Regions from separate parts of the Homo sapiens genome. Here region 2 is linked to region 1. A link is a contact called in ENCODE Hi-C or POLR2A ChIA-PET data. All regions are on one chromosome and are shown on one strand. Each heading gives the region's core, a stretch centred on a gene start or an enhancer-like site at or near the end of the contact. The rest is flanking DNA. Distances are from core to core; before and after follow the strand shown. Region 1 overlaps ETS1 (ETS proto-oncogene 1, transcription factor). Region 2 overlaps FLI1 (Fli-1 proto-oncogene, ETS transcription factor).

What was found. Hi-C counts contacts between places; a loop is a spot of excess contacts on that map. ChIA-PET counts read pairs that join two places held with the same protein, here RNA polymerase II (POLR2A). Pooled maps may share reads with other maps.
Region 2: a loop to region 1 is called in a map of CD4-positive, alpha-beta T cell, with 2.0 times the contacts of the local background. The contact joins two enhancer-like sites. A Hi-C loop is called at or near these places in 5 of 168 maps with a recorded cell type or tissue (CD4-positive, alpha-beta T cell, GM12878, OCI-LY7 and 2 more), 36 of 37 single-sample maps with no recorded cell type and 10 of 50 pooled maps. POLR2A ChIA-PET finds 5 or more read pairs at or near these places in 6 of 52 experiments (OCI-LY7, Panc1, activated B cell and 3 more).

The regions. Positions count from the first base shown.
Region 1 is chr11:128,467,676-128,471,301 of GRCh38, forward strand. The region is part of intron 8 of ETS1 (ETS proto-oncogene 1, transcription factor); the gene reads right to left. Among named protein-coding and RNA genes, the nearest start is that of MIR6090, 53 kb to the right of the region's middle. RefSeq lists enhancers at 1,869-2,028, 2,079-2,198, 2,499-2,548, 2,559-2,658, 3,477-3,596. Within about 2 kb of position 1,661, at least 7 of the 41 ENCODE cell types and tissues checked have a DNase peak (open chromatin) inside an H3K27ac peak, as active enhancers do; they include CD4-positive, alpha-beta T cell, GM12878 and OCI-LY7, where a contact is called at or near this core.
Region 2 is chr11:128,718,856-128,722,481 of GRCh38, forward strand. All of the region lies in intron 1 of FLI1 (Fli-1 proto-oncogene, ETS transcription factor), which reads left to right. Among named protein-coding and RNA genes, the nearest start is that of SENCR, 25 kb to the left of the region's middle. RefSeq lists an enhancer at 123-332. Within about 2 kb of position 1,761, at least 11 of the 41 ENCODE cell types and tissues checked have a DNase peak (open chromatin) inside an H3K27ac peak, as active enhancers do; they include CD4-positive, alpha-beta T cell, GM12878 and OCI-LY7, where a contact is called at or near this core.

The sequences.
Region 1 (3,626 bases), core at 411-2,910:
TTCAATGTGACTCATAATGGTGTCCCTGTCTGGGATCTCCAAGGCAGTCAACAGCACCCTTCACGATGCTGCCCGGGAGTGTCACACATCAGGAATCCAGTGGCATCACTGGGAAAGTATGCTTCTCAAGTCGAAGCTCTGAGCCACAACAACAGAGGGGTCCCTGTTAGAAGGAGGTCTCTTTCCAGAGCCATGCGGGCGGGAGAGCACCACACACACACTCCACACACCCATCTCCCATGGCACGGAGCCTCCACACCCCCTGCTGTCTGCTCCCTCTCCACCCTCCCTCTCAGGCGGCTGCAGGGGAATTTCCTTCTACTGCTTTGTTCTTCTCAGCCTCTGGAGAAGAGGACAGTTCTTACTACACACTGACAGGTCTGATTTGAAGAACGTGCTACAAGCTCTGAAGAAGAAATACCAGGTAGGAACTTGGAGAGCTCCCAAGCCTACAAAGCAAATCACACCAAGGATGTTCACCCCCTAAGGGGACCCCCAAGGCTCCTCAAATCTAAGGCAACAATCTCACTTTTTAAAAAAAGTAAAGCTTCAAGTAAATTACTGCTCATTTGGGTCATATTTCCTTGTCTGGGAGCTGCAAGGCCCACTATCTGTCTCAATGAGGAGCTGGTTATTAAAAATCCCCTGCTATTCTGGTCCCTTGCCCTGAGGCTGAGAACTGAGCAGCATAAATACATATATAGCAATGGGCTAGGACAAGGTGTTAGTAACATGCTCTTGATGGAAATCCCTTCCATTTCCCGATTTGTCAGTATCATTCTTCTCATTTTCCAGATCTGGGAGTTGCCTGCCTGTGACAAGGACATCCTCACAGCAAGTGAACAGGGTCAGGTTGAACTTCACTTTTTCCTTCTACTCCTTCCTCATTTCCATTTCAACCACAAGTTCTCACTCTTGTCACCTGTGCTCTGCTGAGAGGAGAACACAGGAGTTTTCTTCCAAACAGAAGGAGGTCAACGCTGGGCAGGCACCTTCCCAGGCAGTCTCCTCATATTTCCATAGTACATGGCTTACACCAAGACCACCCCATTGGTTTGGTCTCTGTCCATTTCTCCCATCACTAGAATATATGCTGTAAGGACAAGGACTTTGTTTTTTCACTGCTTCAACCCAAAGCCTAGCACAGTGCCTCACCAACAAACACCAACAAACAAAAAATTCTTTGCTGTTGAATGACTGTGTCATTTGACATGTTCTCCCTGAGAACACAGACTATATCTTACTGAGCCATATATCCTCAATGCCAGGTATGATAGCTTGTCTTCAGCAGGTACTCATTAAATATTTTCTAAATTACATTACTGAAACAAACCTCCTCTGAAGAAAGGCATATGGATTAGAAAGTCCGCTCAAATGGCTTCTCTCTATTAAACAATATTTGGGGCCAAACAATATGGGTGACCCTCAGGCTGCATTTCATCAACGTGTTCCCAAAAATGAAAATGACTACCTGTCCTTTGGGAGTTAATTTGCTACTTTAAGAAGCTAATCCCTTTAGCTCTATTCTAAAAGTCAAATCAAATACCTCGGTGTGGGCAGGACACCACATTTATTTTAACCTATGAAACTCTCATGGTTGGTCACCCTTGCAATAGGGCTGACTCTGCCCTGATAGCACACATCTGGCAGGTGGCCCTAAAACAGAGGAACAGGCCTGCTGGCCCCTCCCTTCCAGCCAGGTGTCTCTACCCACAGCCAAACGATGATGGCAAAAACAGAACATTCGAATCCAGAAATGACCCATCTGTTCACAAGTGTATCAATCTGCCTTTCATGCTACCACAGGAGGACGCACCTCTGAGGGTGGGGTGGGTGACTCCCCAGTCCAAGCATCACCCCTTTCTGTCAACCCTCTTCTAAATCACCATTCACAAAGGCCCCTAAATCTCCTGATTTCCATTAAGTTTAAGGACAAAACAGAAAACATCCTGACAGTTTCTTGGCCTCTGGACCAAGCTCAACCTGAAGCTGCACAAAGTCTTGTTGCCTGAGGATGAATAACTCAAGAAACTGTATTGCTGGACTGACTGGCAATCAAGACCCTGAGAAAATTATTTTAAGAAGATTAAGGGCCAGGAGTGCTTGATATTTTGGCTGAGTTCTATGTCTCTCATTTCTTCTGAGTTGTATATTTTCTTTGCCCCACCCTGACCCAATCTTATCTCATCTCTAACACACTCCATGTATAACATTCTATAACTGGCCAATACGGCCGTGGTTTAAAGACTCACTCTGTGTCAGTATATTCTATAAACGTGTTCCTGTATCAGTGGCTAATAACTCAAGGGCAGTGATTGGGAATATAACTTCCAATAATTCAACTCAAACAACAAAGAACATTCTGACAGGTGTTTGGAAAGCATACTTGCTGAACACGATGATGAACAAACAACAACTTTATAAACTTGTATTTGTTGCTGAGATAGCCAGTATCTAACCATGAAAAAGAGTGAGAAAACAGCTCTCAAATCAGTTAAAACCAGTCTTTGACTGCCGAGTTCATGTCTCTTGCATGTTAGATCAAAAACGAAAGGAGGAGGAGTGTCAAAAAATTTAAAAATAAAAGCCATTTTACATGTCAGGCAGTGGAGTACTGAGTGATGACGGCATCCTATAAAATTAAAATATATGATGCCTGTGGGAAAGCCCCGGGTAGGGAGTTGAGGGTACGAGGCTTTGATATCAGTTCTTACCTGAATCACCATATGCAATCTTATGCAACTCATTTAATCTCTCTGGGCTTTACTTTTTCCTTTCCTAAAATGGAAATAGTAATCTCTGCTTCTCTTTAGTTTATAAAAATGTAAATTAAGTCCTTATTACAAAAATCTGCATATATACATATATATAGACAGAGAGAGAGAAAGACACTTAAAGAGGTGAACAATTTAGGAGCAACTGAATATACAATAATGGAATTACAAAGAAGAATGAAACAACAGAAAATATATTTTTAAAAACAATTTTCAGTAAAAAACAAGAAAAAAGATGCATTTAAAAAAAATTGTAAAAGCACTAGAAAAAATCTAATTAGACTTCCAAGGATTAAATTGGCCTTCGTATGGCAACTTTGAAAAAGTAGAAAGTTGGAGGTTAAGGAAAAAAAAGTTACAGTATACGAATGTAAAAATTTTTAATATTTTCAATGAGAATAAGCATTTAGGACTTTTTTAAGTTAGGGAAGACTCTGAAATCCTTGTTCCCATGTTAAAAGTGCACACGCACCAAAAGAGACAGCAGATGCAAACTGCTTTGCAAGTGAAAGTATCACAGGCATATATGGTTTAGGGAAATCTTGGCCACAGATGGACTTAGATCCTCTTTTCCCGATGCACCTTTTTCCTTAGTTATTCATGTCCCTCACCAAGTATTCTTCACCTAAGTATTGTATAGAGCTCACCTAGAGCAAGTTCAACACCGTTCCCCACAAATGCCAATAGTTTGGGCCCAAAGAGACGGGTCCCACCAGCATTAACTGGGGTTCAAGCAGAACCTCTTGTCCAGCCATCAGGGCCCAAGACAGGCTTGACAGCAAGACCAGGTGGCTGGCAACTGGCCAGTGGAGTCCTCCCACCTGGAACAGGGTTAAGTGAGGCTTATTTGGC
Region 2 (3,626 bases), core at 511-3,010, 250 kb after region 1:
ACTCAGTGGAAAATCCAGAAGTGCAGATGTGGATCCAAATTGGGCTGAAAAAATCTCATGAGATCAGGCTTTCTTGGACTTCCTGCTTTTAGCCTAAGCACTATGTTCAACATAAACGAACTTTCGGTATTTTGAAACTTCCGTTTCTGATCTCAGAACCTGGAAGTAAAGAGCTGTTGTGAACATTTCCACAAATTTTGTCATGGTTATTCTGGAGGCAGAGTTGAACCCTGTAATTACGGAGCTTTGGGACTCACTACACCCACAGTGGCCTGCCTGGATTGCAGTATGGGAGAGGGGAAGGCATTTTGGTGGAGAGTCCAGGCTTTGGAGACAGGCAGGACCCTGTTCAAATTCTAGCTCTGCCATTTCCGGCCATGTGACTGGACCTGTCAGAGTCTCAGTTTCCTCATCAGTTAGATTAAAAAAAAAAAAAACAGTTCGTAATGTTGTGAGGACAAAATGGTCTGCGTGTGTGTGTACTCTTTCTCCCCTTTTCCCGTGTGTGTGTGTGTGTGTGTGTGTGTGTGTGTGTGTGTGTAAAATCTGTAATATTTATTTACTTATAGCTTGAATAAGTTCCCCTGGGAGTCTCAGGCTGCCTGCCTCTGATAGATGTGACATTGTGAAGTTGCTGAAATCCACCTAATTAGCTGTCAAAGAGTGCATTATACAAAGACAGCGAGGGCTCTGCATTCAGTCTAAGCTCTAAGGACTGGCACGATCTCTGGTGGACTTGAAGGGCAACGGAGACTTACTGCAAATTTTGGGAGCTGAATTACATTCATCCCGTCTACTCATGTTTCTGGGGCCTCATTTGCTTTCCTGGGACAAGCAAGGGCAAGGCGCTGGGCAGGTCAGTGCTGTGAGAAAGCAAGGTGCTCCAGCAGCATGGAGTCACCGGCTGAAATGGACAAGAGCTATGCAGGGCAAGGAAAAAGGGAGGAGAGGGAGTCAGGGCCATGGGAGACAAGGGACATGGAAAACCCACCCAAGGCTGCTGAGAAACAGGACTAAGTTAGTAAGCCCATCCTGCAGGTGCTACTACTTCTTCTCTGTTTCTTGGCTTACTTTTTTTTAAAACTCATTACGTGCATCGTTTAAGTTCTTTAAAATAATGATTGCAGAAGTGTCACTTCATCCTTGTATAAAATTTAAAACGTATAGAAAATTTCAAAATAAGAATGTAAAAGCACGCATAGTCTCACAATACAGAAAGCAGCCGATTCATATTTTGGTGCCCTTCCTTCCGGTCTTTATAATGCAAATATATAGACATATATGTATTATTTTATCTAGCCAGAATCATATTGCTTTGTAACCTCCTTTTATTCTCTTTATATTAAATTACGGCCATGTTCCTGTATCATTAAATATTACACTATATCACTACTTCTGATGGAAGTACAGCAAACCACTAAACACGGAAGTCAAGTCCTGGGCTCTGGAATAGTATATATTATTTTAGTTATGCCCAGCTTCTGGACCTGGGATGGCATTTTGTAACAGACGCAGCCTTATCTCTTTTGTATTTTCATAAAATCTTCAGTATAGGCTCTAAAAAGGAGCCCACGTGAAATGCTGAAAAGACGATGTTTAAAAAGTCACAAAGTCCCCCTAGAGTCATAAAACCAGAAACACTGGGGGGTGGGGAGGCCAAGCCGGGCCTTCGCTCACCTCCTTGTGCCTCTTAATGCAGCCCAGATGGAAGCCCGTCCAAGACCGGATTGCAGGCAAGCCCAGGGCCCGATCTGATAGCACAAAGACACCCACAACTCTGAATTTCCTGCTACCAGGAGGCCTCTTTTTGCATAGGCTGTCTGATTTACACATACGTGGAAAGCAGCCACTAATAATAGAAGGGTTGCCTCTTTTCTTCCGTTGTCAGACTCCGCGGGCCCTGCTCAGTGACTCCCGCGTCTCCAAGCAGCTGCCTGCCTCTCTTTCTGCCCCTCACAGCAACAGGGTCAGCCGGGCTCCTTGTAAGAAAGAGGCCAGGCCCTCTGCGCCTTCTCTGTGTGTGGCGGAGGTGGGGAAGGTGCTTTCTGAGGGCTCTTTGTCTGGCGAGCAAGCCGGACCTCTGTGCAACAGAAGCCGCCTCTGGCCACCCCCGGCCCTTCCCCCTCCACCCAGTCAAGTTCTGCACAGCCAGTGTTTTCTCCTCCAGCCCCAGCTAACCTGAGCTCTCTCAACTAATCCAGAGAAGCTTCTGGAGAATCTGTCCTTGCCAACTAGGGGCTGGCAAGTTCGTGAGAGAGAATTAATTCTCTGTGAGCCCCTTAAGACTAGTAACTATGTGGAGCTCACCCCTGTAGGATGCACCACAGACAGCTGGAATGGTCAAGCCCTTCAGGGATGCCTTCTTCTGCTGCCTTGATTCACATGGTGCCATCCACTCAATCATTCATTCATTCCGCCAGCCTGTACTTGGCACCTCCTATTCTCAGCACGGTGTAGAATATAGGGATGGAAGAATGGAGGCGAAGACAGACGAGGTCCCTGCTGTCACAGAAGAAACAAAGAATAAAAAGAGAAGAAACTAGAATTGAAGAGTCTGTGGTGGGGATTGCAGGGGAGATGCCTGTCAAGTTATAAAAGGCCCTAATACATTTTTGCTTTATGTTTGAAATTGTGACCCTGTCCTTAGCCTATTCCCAACCAGCCTCAAGCATGGTTCAGTCTCACAGTCCAGCTGCTGAGCTGTAGAGAGACCATCTCTTTATACAAGATCAATTATGGGTGCAAGAGCATGCCTGGCTCAAGCACACAGACCCACAGACCCTTGTGGTCAGGGAGTTCCTACATGAACCCAAACCTTTGGGGGCTGGGATGTTTACTCTTGGCACTCTGGGATTTCCTGTTTCTAAGAAAATGGGCCTAGATGCTCAGCTACATTAACCAAACAACATGTTGACACAAATGAATCTGAAGCTTGCCCGCTCCAGGCTCTCTAGAAGGTCAGGTTTGGGAATGAAGGCATTTGGGTGACTTTCCAAACTCTGAATCCCAAGCCCAGTGACTCAGGCCAGGTATTAATTTGAGGGATCTGCTTCCCTCCTCTTCCTGCCTAAGAAGGCCCCACTAAGTGGCTAGAGTCAGAGGCTCCCTGGTCATCTTGAGTAGTGGGAATGCTTCTCCTGTCTGTCTGCAGCTGGTCTTAGAGGGAGGCAGCCCAGGTAGTATGGTAGGATGCTCCAAAAGACCCACCCCGCAGAAACCTCCATCACGTTTCTGTCTGCCTGAAATCCTTGCCATGGGTTCACTCCTTTGAACGTCCAGGAGGTTCATGTAAAAATGTAAAAGTTACCCCCTGACGTGACTTAACCATATGACATTTGACACACGACTATATGACATTTACTATATGGCTGAGCCTAGCAAGGTCCTGGGAATATGGAAAACCTGAAACATTTTGACAGGGTATGGAGGAGAGGAAGGGGAGAAAGCAGAGGAAAAGCTGACAAGGTCAAGGGATGCTTCTCGGAGAAGGGAGAAGGGCAGGAGGAGGATGTTCAGGCAAGGAGCAGAGCAGCCTGGAGATGCCAGTTTGGTGATTATGGACACCTTGGCTGCTTAGCCAGAGGTGGCCCTCACAATGCCATTCCTGCTGTGCCCACTGCCCAGAG